3 separate regions of the Homo sapiens genome follow, and regions 1 and 2 are each linked to region 3. Evidence: chromatin contacts called from ENCODE Hi-C or POLR2A ChIA-PET data. All regions are on one chromosome and are shown on one strand. Each heading gives the region's core, a stretch centred on a gene start or an enhancer-like site at or near the end of the contact. The rest is flanking DNA. Distances are from core to core; before and after follow the strand shown. Region 1 holds the start of LINC01461 (long intergenic non-protein coding RNA 1461). Region 2 holds the start of DNAI3 (dynein axonemal intermediate chain 3). Region 3 overlaps LPAR3 (lysophosphatidic acid receptor 3).

What was found. Hi-C counts contacts between places; a loop is a spot of excess contacts on that map. ChIA-PET counts read pairs that join two places held with the same protein, here RNA polymerase II (POLR2A). Pooled maps may share reads with other maps.
Region 1: a pooled map shows a loop between it and region 3 (4-fold over the local background). The contact joins the promoter of LINC01461 here to the enhancer-like site in region 3. A Hi-C loop is called at or near these places in 1 of 168 maps with a recorded cell type or tissue (mesothelial cell of epicardium), 1 of 37 single-sample maps with no recorded cell type and 5 of 50 pooled maps.
Region 2: a pooled map shows a loop between it and region 3 (6-fold over the local background). The contact joins the promoter of DNAI3 here to the enhancer-like site in region 3. A Hi-C loop is called at or near these places in 1 of 168 maps with a recorded cell type or tissue (naive thymus-derived CD4-positive, alpha-beta T cell) and 8 of 50 pooled maps. POLR2A ChIA-PET finds 5 or more read pairs at or near these places in 1 of 52 experiments (A673).

What each region holds. Positions count from the first base shown.
Region 1 is chr1:84,618,870-84,622,932 of GRCh38, forward strand. LINC01461 (long intergenic non-protein coding RNA 1461) reads right to left here and starts at 2,162. Exons shown (of 3, transcript NR_125761.1): 1 at 1,888-2,162; 2 at 1-15. RefSeq lists silencers at 1,965-2,034, 2,125-2,364.
Region 2 is chr1:85,060,896-85,064,566 of GRCh38, forward strand. DNAI3 (dynein axonemal intermediate chain 3) reads left to right here and starts at 1,432. Exons shown (of 23, transcript NM_145172.5): 1 at 1,432-1,591. RefSeq lists an enhancer at 1,067-1,567.
Region 3 is chr1:84,853,025-84,856,784 of GRCh38, forward strand. All of the region lies in intron 2 of LPAR3 (lysophosphatidic acid receptor 3), which reads right to left. Among named protein-coding and RNA genes, the nearest start is that of LPAR3, 38 kb to the right of the region's middle. RefSeq lists an enhancer at 1,399-1,648. Within about 2 kb of position 1,492, at least 6 of the 41 ENCODE cell types and tissues checked have a DNase peak (open chromatin) inside an H3K27ac peak, as active enhancers do.

The DNA of each region.
Region 1 (4,063 bases), core at 912-3,411, 230 kb before region 3:
TCAAAGGCTTTTCTGCTGGGAAGGAAAGGAAGAGACTTGTAATGTCTATATAGCTCCCAAAGACAAAAAGACTCTAGGTTGATTAGAACAAGCTTCAAATCAGAACTTGGGTTTTCTGCCTTCAAAAATCAAAGAAAATTTTAAAAATTGCTTTTGAAGATTCAAAAAGAAACAATGCGGCCGGGCACAGTGGCTCATGCCTGTAATTCCGGCATTTTGGGAAGCCGGGGCGGGCAGGTCGCTTGAGGTCAGGAGTTTGAGACCAGCCTGGCTAACATGGCGAAACCCTGTCTCTACTAAAAATAGAAACATTATTAGCTGGGCGTTGTGGTGGGCGCCTGTAGTCCCAGCTACTTCGGAGGCTGAGGCAGGAGAATCGCTTGAACCCGGGAGAAGGAGTTTGCACCTAGCCGAGATCGGAGATCATGCTCCTGCACTCCAGCCTGAGCAACAAAGCAAGACTCCATCTCAAAAAAACAAAAACAAAAAACAAAACAAAACAGAAAAAAACAAGACAGAAAGAATGCCCCTTTGTAAAGGTTTTTTTAAATTCACAGAGACTTGATAGCATCACCATTGTGTTTGTTATTTCCCAGAAGCCAGCAGGGAACGTTCTCTGCTCCTGGAGCTGGTAAAAATACAGGAAGTAGCCAAGGGCATTATAATCATTAGTCACTGAGATACAAACCTTCAGTTCTGTTACCCAGGGAACCTAAAGTGCTGCTTGGTGTAGGTGGGAGATGATTAATCTCTCCGTGCACGATAAAAAGACAGAGCTGCCACCCGGAATTAGTCTGTTTATGTAGAATGAGGACAGCCCCAAGAGTAGATGGGATTTAAAAATAGTAACAATTCTCCCCCAACCCCAAATACACCATTTCTGAATGTTGTAGAACATTCAGGAAACAAGAATCATTCATAATTCTACCCCTAGAAGTTACCAATGTTAACATTTTGATTAATACTGTAAACAGAAAAATCAAAGTCTGTAAAATATCTGAAAGAGAGGCTTAGTCAAGCCAGTATGAGTAACCTCCGCCCCCGGAAAACAACCCAAGAAGCCTTGAGTAAGTGGTCCCGAGGCAGCCGCATGTGTTTGGTTTTATACATTTCAGGAGGGCAGGAGTTACAGGCGAAGACAGAAATCAATACAGGGCACATATACATTAGTTCAGCAGAAAAGGCAGGCTATCTTGAAGTAGGGGGCTTACAGAGGTAAGCAGGGGTTTTATAGATGATAGGCAGATTCAGAGATTTTTAAAATTTGCATTAGAGGAGTAAGGCTCTAAAACTTGGAGTCAGCAGAAAGGACTGATTTTTAATTTTTATTTATTTATTTATTTATTTATTTATTTATTTATTTATGACAGAGTCTTGCTCTGTTGCCGGGCTGGAGTGCAGTAGCGCAATCTCGGCTCACTCCAACCTCCGCCTCCCGGATTCAAGTAATTCTCCTGCCTCGGCCTCCCAGACAGCTGGGACTACAGGCGCTTGCCACCATGCCCAGCTAATTTTTGTATTTTTAGTACAGACGGGGTTTCACCATGTTGGCCAGGATGGTCTCAATCTCTTGACCTCATGATCCGTCCGCCTCGGCCTCCCAAAGTGCTGGGATTACAGGCGTGAACCACAGCTCCCGGCCGAAAGAACTGATTTTTTAAATACACGTTATTTGAATTTTTCACAACTACATATTATTATGTATTATCTCCCTCCCTCCCTTCCGTCCTTCCTTTTTTGCAAAACCAATGCAATCACTCTTGGGGTCTCGGGGGCAATGGGATCACGTCAGGCTCAGGCGCTCCCCTGGGCGCACGCTGGGTGAACAAGCCGCCTCCGGGCGAGGGTGGAGCTCCAGCGGGGAGGCTCTGGGCGCAGGAGGCTTACCAAGAGGAGTCCGCGGCAGCCCGGGCCTGCCCCGCGGGCTGCTCTGGGCTACTGGGATCTCACCCCGCGCTCGGCGAGGCGGGCCCGCGGCGCCCTCTGCAGGGAAGCGGGTGGCGCACGCATGCTGGGCGCTCCAGTATTTGTGGCGGGGTGGGCTTCTGGTTAGGGTAACATCTGCATCTCCGCTTCACAGCGTACAAGGTGCCTTCCACTTTGCGCTGGCTCTCCCGCGACCCTGGGATGCCTTCTGTCCTCCACCGGAGAGGACGCTGAGAATCGCCGTTCCTGGCGAAGGGCTAGAACTCACCAGCGCCCGGCTCCATAGCGCCCTCTGCCGGGGCCGAGGGGCGGGGCACGCGGGCGGCCGAGCGGGCGGGCAGGGAGGGCCTCAGATCCCCCTATCCCCGCGGGAGGGGCTGCCAGCCTGGGTCAGCCACGCGTGGCTTCCTGAGACTGGGTTATGGCTATTTCCCACCTCCTTGCCTCTCCCTCCTTATTTCCCTCCACCTGTGTGTGTGTGTGTGTGTGTGTGTTTCTAAAGCAAAAACAATTTTTTTTTCTATTCTCCAAAGTAATGCGTATTCATTATAAAAAAATTTTTTTGGGGGGGTAGAAAACACAGCATAAAAAAGAAAATGAAATACCTTTAATCTCATCATTCAGAGATAAACACATGTTTAGGGTATTTTCTCCTAGTGTCTTTTTCTATACACAATTATATATCATGGTAAGTATATATTTAAACCAACCAGGCAATGCTGTCGAGGAGTCAGGCCCCGTGTCGAACTGGCGCCGTTGAAGAGAACACAGAACGGCCAAATGGCAGGGAGTAGGGGCTCCCTGGCCTTAAAAACGGGGCCTTGCTGCTTCTTGGTTTGATAAACTGCTCTGGTTCCCAAGAAAGCTTGTCTTTTCCTCCTCAGCTGTTGGCTGGGGGTAAGTAGGTGGCGGTGGTCAGTGGGTCCCGGGAGGAAGAAAACTTGGTCTCAAAGTTCACTTTCATAACTAGAAGGCTCGGGCCGGACGCGGTGGCTCACGCCTGTAATCTCAGCACTTTGGGAAGCCGAGGGGGGCAGATCACTTGAGGTCAGTAGTTCAAGACCAGCCTGGCCAACATGGTGAAACCCCGTCTTTACTAAAAATACGAAAAATTATCTGGGCATGATGGTGGGCGCCTGTAATCCCAGCTACTCGGGAGGCTGAGGCAGGAGAATCGCTTGAACCTGGGAGGCGGAGGCTGCAGTGAGCTGAGATCGTGCCATCACACTCCAGTCTGGGCAACAAGAGTGAAACAACGTCTCAAAATAGGAAAATAAAAAACTAGAATGCTCAGAGAGTATTTCATCATATGATGGAACTTCAGCCCCCATCCCAACCCCTGGACCCATGCTTCTTCCTGCTGAGTTTCACTGACTACATGCCTCCCTCCTAGGCTGTGAGTTCCCGACTGGGGGAACAGTCTGGGCCTTTGCACCTTTTTCCTTCACCTGGCAGAGTGCTGAAGTCTCTTTGGTCACTGTCTTTGTCTTTTTTTTCCTCCACACAAACACTCTTTCATATAGTCATGTTTCTGATTTGCCAATGTCACCCCAGATAAGCACACAAGCTAAATGAAAACAATGTGTTTGCTTTGCACATGCAGTGTCAAAACAATGCACCCCCATTCCTTCCAGCTAGATTGGGCCCCCTAAGTGACACTCTTCCTTATGGAAATTCTGAACCTGCCCCTCTCTGCAGGATGTGGTTAGAGTTTGGATTACAGTCATTGATTTGGGAGTGGTGTATCTACTTCACTGTTTACATGTAGCATCCTAGGCTCTGCTTCTATCTCTCTCTCGCTCTCTCTCTTTCTCTCTTTCTCTTTCTCTCTCTCTCTCTTTCTCTCTCTCTCTCTCTCCCCTTCTTTTCTCCCTGTCTGGTCATCTGCAGCCTGATAGAGGCTGAGGCAGAGAGAAGAGCCTGTAGGAAAAAAACCATCTTTGGTGGTGATGATGATGTGGTGTGTGGAGATACAAAGTCAAATTCTCCAATGTTTCTATCCCCATGAAATGAAGTCTCTAGTGAGATCAACATTGCTCAGCAATGCTTAGTAGAGTATATTTTCCTGTGTGGAAGCATGAGGAAGGGGTGCATTCCCCTTCTGCTTGGTAAAAATAAAGGCATCAGGAAGTATTGG
Region 2 (3,671 bases), core at 182-2,681, 210 kb after region 3:
CCAGGGGAAAACGAATCTTCCACTTCCTGGGAGTGGACAAGCTGGAAAAAAGTTGTCAGAATGTTTAGATAATACCTCTTTTTTAGTTTTTTTCCTTCATAATTTGTATTGTAAAATTCATTTGAATTTTGTGAACACAAATTCTTCAGAAATTTGAAAGAATCTATATAATCTTTCTGCACATAACGTAAAAATCTTCATTCAGGATCCTTAAAGTCTCATATGTTATAAATGATTAGCCTCTTCTCAATTAAAGATTTTATTTAAATTGGGTGTAAAAATTAATTTAGACCAATTACAGAAGTCAATTACATTGCTTTATTAAATTCTGCCAGTTTACAAATTAGGAAGTTATTATTATTATTATTTTTTAAGACGGACCCTCGCTCTGTCGCCCAGGCTGGAGTGCAGTGGTGCGATCTTGGCTCCCAGGTTCAAGCGATTCTCCTGCCTCAGCCTTCTGAGTCGCTGGGACTTACAGGTGCACGCCACCACGCCTGGCTAATTTTTTTGTATTTTTAGTAGAGACGGGGTTTCACCGTGTTAGCCAGGATAGTCTCGATCTCCTGACCTCGTGATCTGCCTTCCTCAGCCTCCCAAAGTGCTGGGATTACAGGCATGAGCCACCGCAGCAGCCCCCTGAACTCTCATATGTTATAAATGATCAGCCTTTTCTCAATTAAAGATTTTATTTAAATTAGGTGTGAAAATTTATTTACACCAATTACAGCAGTCAATTACATTACTTTATTAAATTCTGCCACTTTACAAATTAGACAGTTATAATTATTTTTTAAGGGAAAGGAGGAGAACAGTGTTCAGAGAGTTGAGCGTCACTGTATGAATCCCACCGGACTCCTAATCACAGATAAAATGAACCTTGGGTTACTCACGGATTCAAGTTTCTTCCCCGGAGACTCATATTTACAGCTTGAGTCAAATTCTAAACAAAAGTTATTCTGGCAAGAAGGAAATGTAACCCATTAGGGTTCTGGGGCGCCCACGACAACCAGTGGGGCGCAGCTTCCTCTCCACTCCCTAGGAGGGCCCAGCTCGCTGCAGGGGGTGGGCAGGAAAGCTGCCCGAAAGGATTCTGAGCGGGCAGCCTCCTTAACATTTTCTCTCCTGGTTCCTAGGGTCCACACCCCAGAAAGATTCTTCTCTGGCTGAGATTGCGGTGGGTGTGAGGCATGGACCGAGCCTGTTAGACCTGGGGTCAGGCCGGGCCACTGTCATTAATATACTTAAGACACAAAACTCTTTCCTTGGTAGTGGAAAGCTGCTGGCCTCACCCGGTTCGCGTTGAGTGACGTCACATAGTGGCAACCAATCACAAGTCTGCTTTGAAAGATACTGTTAGGGAGCGGACACTGTATTGGTAGAGATGCTCTGTCAGTCTCGCAGAGGACTCGCCTCTTTTCTCTTAGCGACAGATGCGTCCTGGCAACAGTCGGCAGAGTTGCTGCGGTTTGTGCCCTTGCGATTTCTTTTTCTGAGAGAGGAGAGTCAAACTCCCACCTCCAGCTCTCGAAGGAGCTTTTCCTGAGGGCACTGCAAAGAGGCTCCTTTTCTTTCAGATCAGCAGTATCAGGTAAGAGAAGCTCTGAATGGGAAAGGCGGCTTGGAAAACAAGTATTTTACTCACTCTTTCAAGGGTATTTGAACACTCGCTGTGTCAGCAATGTGCTAGGCTAGTGGCAGTGAAGACTACAAAAAACACAAGTCTTTCCCTGCTTTCAAAGAGCTTCCAGCCTCGTGAGGGAAACAAAAATAGCAACGAGAGAGCAGTTAACGACACTCTAAGAACTTTAAGGGCATGTACTGTCTTGTTCCCATGTTATATATACCCAGTGACTATCATATTGCCTAGTACATAGTAGGAACTCAATAAACCATGAATGAGTCAGTTAATGAATGAATGAATGAATGAATGAATGAATGAATGCCAAAACAGCATGATTCTGATTATCCGTCTAGGGGCGGGGGTCAAACAATAAAAGATTAATGTGGGCTGAAATAGATTACTTCAGGACTGTTTAGAAAGGGCTAGAGTAGATAAACAGTGAGGAAGATGAACAGGGAACACAAACTCTTTGAAAGTAAGGACATTGTCTTATTCCCCTAGTGACTAGTTTACCCAGTACCTAATTGCTGCGCAATACTTTCTCCTTCTTCTTGTGTATGGTGAATGCTAAATGAATTCACAGCAATCTTTTAGGAAGCTCAGAGTTTGAAGCCCTCTGCCTTTGCAGAGGCCTGACATAAGTAATTACACATAGTATGACTGGAAAGTGTCAGGGAGAACAAGATTGTTTCAGCCTGAGTGAGGAAGTCAGGGAGGCTTTCGGCTTTGGGGGAAAAGTTCATAATTGCCTTGAATGATGAGAAAGATTGAAGCAAGCAGAGAGATGCCTGCATGGTGTGGACCAGGAGCAGCAGGAGGGGTGGGAGGGAAGGGGATTCTCCAGAGAGGGAGGTGGGAAAGTCCTCGACTGTTTGGGAATGAATGGAAACCGTGTGAGGCTGGAATAGAACTGGAAAGGTTGACGCAGTGAGGCACACTGTGAAAGTACTGAAGGCCATACTTATGTGAGTTCAGACTCTATTTTGTTTTGCAAAATCTGGTGTATAGACCACCAGTGCAAGACTGTCTCACAATGCTTTTAAAAATGCGGAGTCCCAGGCTCAACCCAGACCAGCAAAATCAAAGGAGGTCCAGGAAATTTGCATTTCAAATGAGCTCCATTTCTACAATCTGGAAGAGAATGCTACTGTGAATGATAGGGACCCATAAAAAGTCATTATACAGGGAAGAGACTTGATAAGAGATGCATTTTTGGAGAGCTCTGAGGTTGGCCTCTTGAGTAGTTGTTCTGGTTAGAACAGAGGCAGAGAGGCCAGTTAAGTGTCCATGATCTAGGGCAGAGGATTCAGGGAGGAGAATCTGTGGATTTTTTTAATTACATATTTATTTTCACTAACCACCAATTGAAATGTATTCAATTGGTAACAAACCACAGTAGTACTCACAGGCCTGTGACTTTGTTAGTAACTCTTTTCATATTACATTAAAGAGATTGTAAATATATTATTTATACTCATCATTACCTCACAATTAAGGTAGTTATTAGAACCACAGCTAGATTTTGTTATTTAACGTGTTAATAAAGTACAAATTATTTTATCATAATTTAAAAAATATTTTAATAACTATATTTCCATATAATCTGTCTTCTTTGTAATCCCATGTTTTTATTTGATGCATGGGCTTCACCAGGCTGCCAAAGGTTCATGGCACAAAACAGGGTTGGAGCTCCAGTTTTGGAGGACATGTTAAAGACCTGAACCAGAGGAGGCTGTGGGAGAGAAGGGCTTGGAATTCAGAAGATATTTGGAAGGGAGAAGTAATAGGATAGCATCTACTCAAATAAGTGAATATCCAATCTTGGAAAGAAGTGGAAATAGGTATGGAAGGAAGGAAACAAGAGTATAGACTAATAGACATTGTAGGAATAGTTGTCTCTAGGGGTGGATGTTGTATACTTGCCAAAATATGGCTGAAGGACCCAGGAGAATCTTGAAGTTTAATCAGGGTCTTAGTGAAGATTTACTGAGAATCAATAGTTCTTGCAGACGCATTTACCAGAGGCCCAAGATGTTAGTCTTGGGTT
Region 3 (3,760 bases), core at 242-2,741:
GCAGAAGGATCGCTTGAGCTCAGGAGTTTGAGACCAGCCTGGGCAACATAGGGAGACCCCATCTCTAAATAAGAAAAGAAAAGAAAAAAAAAAAAAAACCAAGAACAAAAGTCTGGTAGTGAAGGGAGGGAGAGACAGAGCAGTAGTTAGAAGGGGAGTTAAGGTCAGGGCTTACATTTTTGAACGATCAAGCTCATAGGAAAGCAAGAATAAGGACAAGAGTAGGCTCGTGGATCCCCCAGCTCCTGGCTGGAAGGAATGAGCCCTAGTGAAAAGCTAGGATGGTAAGGATGTGACCTGTGCAGGTGGACTCAGATATGAAGGAAGGGAAATTAAGGGAGTTCATGCCAGATGAAGAAAGCAAAGATTGGGAGGTCAGCTGGGGAATGAGACAGGGCAAAGCTCAAAGACCTTGGGGAAAGTGGCAAGGCTTGATTAAGTGTTGCTCTTGCCTGACCCTGCCTCTGAATTTTAGTTCCCATGATGGATCCCTCTTCCTGCTTCTTCTCTCTCTGCCTCCTGCCAGATTTCCATAAGCTCACGCCCCACTGGCCTGCTTCTCTTCTCCTCCCCTGCAGCCCCGATGGGCCTTCTAGCTGCTGCTGACAAATGTGCCTTCCTACAACATCTACCATGATGGACCAGCTCTGCCTCTCTCTGGCATCTGAGCTACCTCCCATCCCCAGATCCTGGGGACTCTCCTATTGTCTCCTAAGTGATCTCTCCCTCTCCAACCCACCTCTCATCTTTCTAAAACCCTGCTTTGCATTTTGCAACTCCCACCTTCTCAACACTCAAGATCCTACATGGGCTCTTTCTTGCCAGATGAGGCAGTTCAGCTGTGGGCTGAAGACTGGCCACAGGCCTATTTAATTGGGCCTGCATGGTCTTTTAACAAAAAATGAAACTGATTGTCTTTACACAGGGCATGATCTGTCTAGTTAGCCACAGGCACCACCCCTCCCTATTTCCTTATATCCACTCCAGACCCAATTCATATACCCATGTTATCTGCCTAGTCTCTCTTAGATATCTGACAATGAAGTCCACAGGACCCTAGGATCCAAGGCCTTCCAGTCTCTGGCTCCCTTATGTCTCTCAAACCAGATTGTCATTACTATTCAAACTCCTTATTCCAGAAATCAGTCTGCCCAGTCTCCCCTTTCTACCCACGGCCCTGGCATGGCCTCCCTAGACATATGTATACCTGTCTCCCACCCTGCCTTTCCTCCTATCTGCAATGCCTTCCCCTTTCCTCTCCACCTGTTACACTGAAATCAGGCTTATATTCTACCTTCTCAAAGAGGCCTCCATGGACCATCCAAGCCCACAGCATTTTTTCAGCCTAGGCCCCCTCATTCAGCCCTTATGTATATTTCTTTGTGCCTTCAGTTATCTTTTTTGAGTACATTTCTCATTTCCTCAAATAAGCCTGGAAATAGGGTTCTCTATTAGTCACACACAGGAAAAGCCACACAGAACAGGTCTGCCTCCATGTCATCTATCTCTCATGTGACACAACCGTTGACTCATAAATCTTGGTCATTTCCTGACAACCATAAACCACTAGAGCAAGCACAGATTCACAGTGCCTTCAGGGTAGAGGCCATGTCTCATAGTTAGTACACTGCCTAAAACCTAGCAAGGTAGTCAATAAATGTTTATGATGAGAAAATATAAAATGCAGAAAAAAACATAAAGAATAAAATAGGTTCACCACTGAGCAGTAAATTCTCTGACTTGATGAAAACAACGCCTGTTGTGATTCACTGTCACTCAGGCATCCAAGGACAGGTATATTTTGCCAAGGCAAGAAGTTGGGACCCACTAGAAGAAGCAGGAACTAGAAGGTCCAGAGCTGCAGCCACAATGCTGCAGTAATTTACAAAGTGAACTTGGTCAAATCTCTCAACAGTATTGATTCTTTGAGGTAATGGGATCTTTCCGCCACATACTCTGCAGAGTTAACAACAATCTGGTGGTGAGGGAGAGCAGGTGGCTGGGCTGGAGGGACAACTGTCAGTGCAGGAGGGAAGATGACTCCTGCCAATAACTCTTGGTTCCCTTACCCCTTATCCCAGCTTCTGTGTTGATCCCTAGGTCCACGACAGGGCATAATTCCAGCAAACACCCTTTACTCCCAGTTCCCACCCAACATGTTTGCCATAGATACACAATGAACATAGTAGTCCCCAGCTGAAATTTTCGAAGTACAATGTTAACATGGAATTTGATAAAATTCTACCATTGGCCAGCACACACCATACTATTCCAGATGTTGAATTAGCCCAGTGATATGACGCCTGAGTCACAGACGATGACCACATTTCTCCTTTGGCAGAAATCAAAGCCCTAAGAGAGGGTGTTCCTGAGTTCTGGAACATGAAACCTTCCAGGAGGCTGGGTGTTGGCAGGAGGGTTGGATGTAGTTGGGTACTGGAACCTCTCCCTATACCTTCTTTTCAAAGAGGTCAAATTTGAGAAATGTTTCTCCACCTTGCACTCAGAAAATATTCAATAATTGTTTGTTTCAGCTTAAGAGGAAGGTTTCAGTTTTCTAAAAAGAAGAAAAGCCAGAAGTTCTGAAGAAGGGGGCATGAGAGGGGAATAAAAGAAGCTGAGTGCATTTGGTGTAATGGAACTGAAGGGGTCTGGACCAGAGGAAATGGAAGAAGTAAGAGGGCAGGGCAGTGGTTACATTGGAAACAAGAACACTGATTTGGGAAAAGCACTTCTAAACTGACTGCCAAGGGAGGTGTCTGAAACAGTGGCGTGGGGGGAAAAGAAAGAACCAAGAGCCAGACTTGAGGTAACAAATGGCTACATATGGCAGAGACAGAAGAAAGAAGACAGACTCCTGGAAATGTGGTGTTGGAAGAGGTGTCAAGATGGCATTTGAACAAGTGGGATGGAGTGCCATATGAGGGATTTTCTTTTTTAATTTGAAGCTGTCTTCCTTCCAGCATCAGACACTGAGGTCATCTCAGTCCCCACGTTCCCCGTCAGAACAGGAAGGGATGTGTCAAACAGCAGCGTAGGGGCAGCAACTGAGTGGCAACTGCATTTTTGCACCCACCGATTGACGGCCTGCCCTGAAAACAATGCCTCCCTCCCATAGGCCTCTGTAGCAATGCCATGAAGCACACAGGAAAATCATCTGTGACAAAGGTGCTCCTGGGACTAGCCATTTCAAGACAAAAGTACGAACACCCCCGGACTCAATGTACTGAGTACTGGTGCCTGGATGGCTTGACTCTGAAAAGAATCACCCTCCTTCTGATATGACTCTCTGCACAGCAACAAGAGAGCCCCTGTGTGCCAACAATCTGTTCATTTCACTCAGCATTTCTTAAGGCAAAGCTTTAACTGTTTTCTTTTTTTCTATTTTAACAGATATTTGATTACTAAGGCATGCAGGCAGTAAACATTGAAAGCAGGCTTCTGTGTTGCAGAAGCAACTACAAGGCCACAGAAGCTGAAAACAAATGTTTCAGAATTCCTCACGAACTTAGGCACATGTACTTTTTTTTTCTCTCTCTCTCTTTTTTAATGGAGTAAGGACAGTTCATCGATGAAGCTTATGAATAATACCAAAAGGCCTGTGTTTTGGTCCCAACTCTTTTCAGTCACAGGGCAAACTTTCCAATCCTAGCAAAGGTGATAATAGCAGCTGACGAACTAGCTACTCTCGAAGGATTTGTTAGCAAGAGGGGGACAGTTTCTTATGAGGACCATCCTATAATAGAGCTCTATACACAAG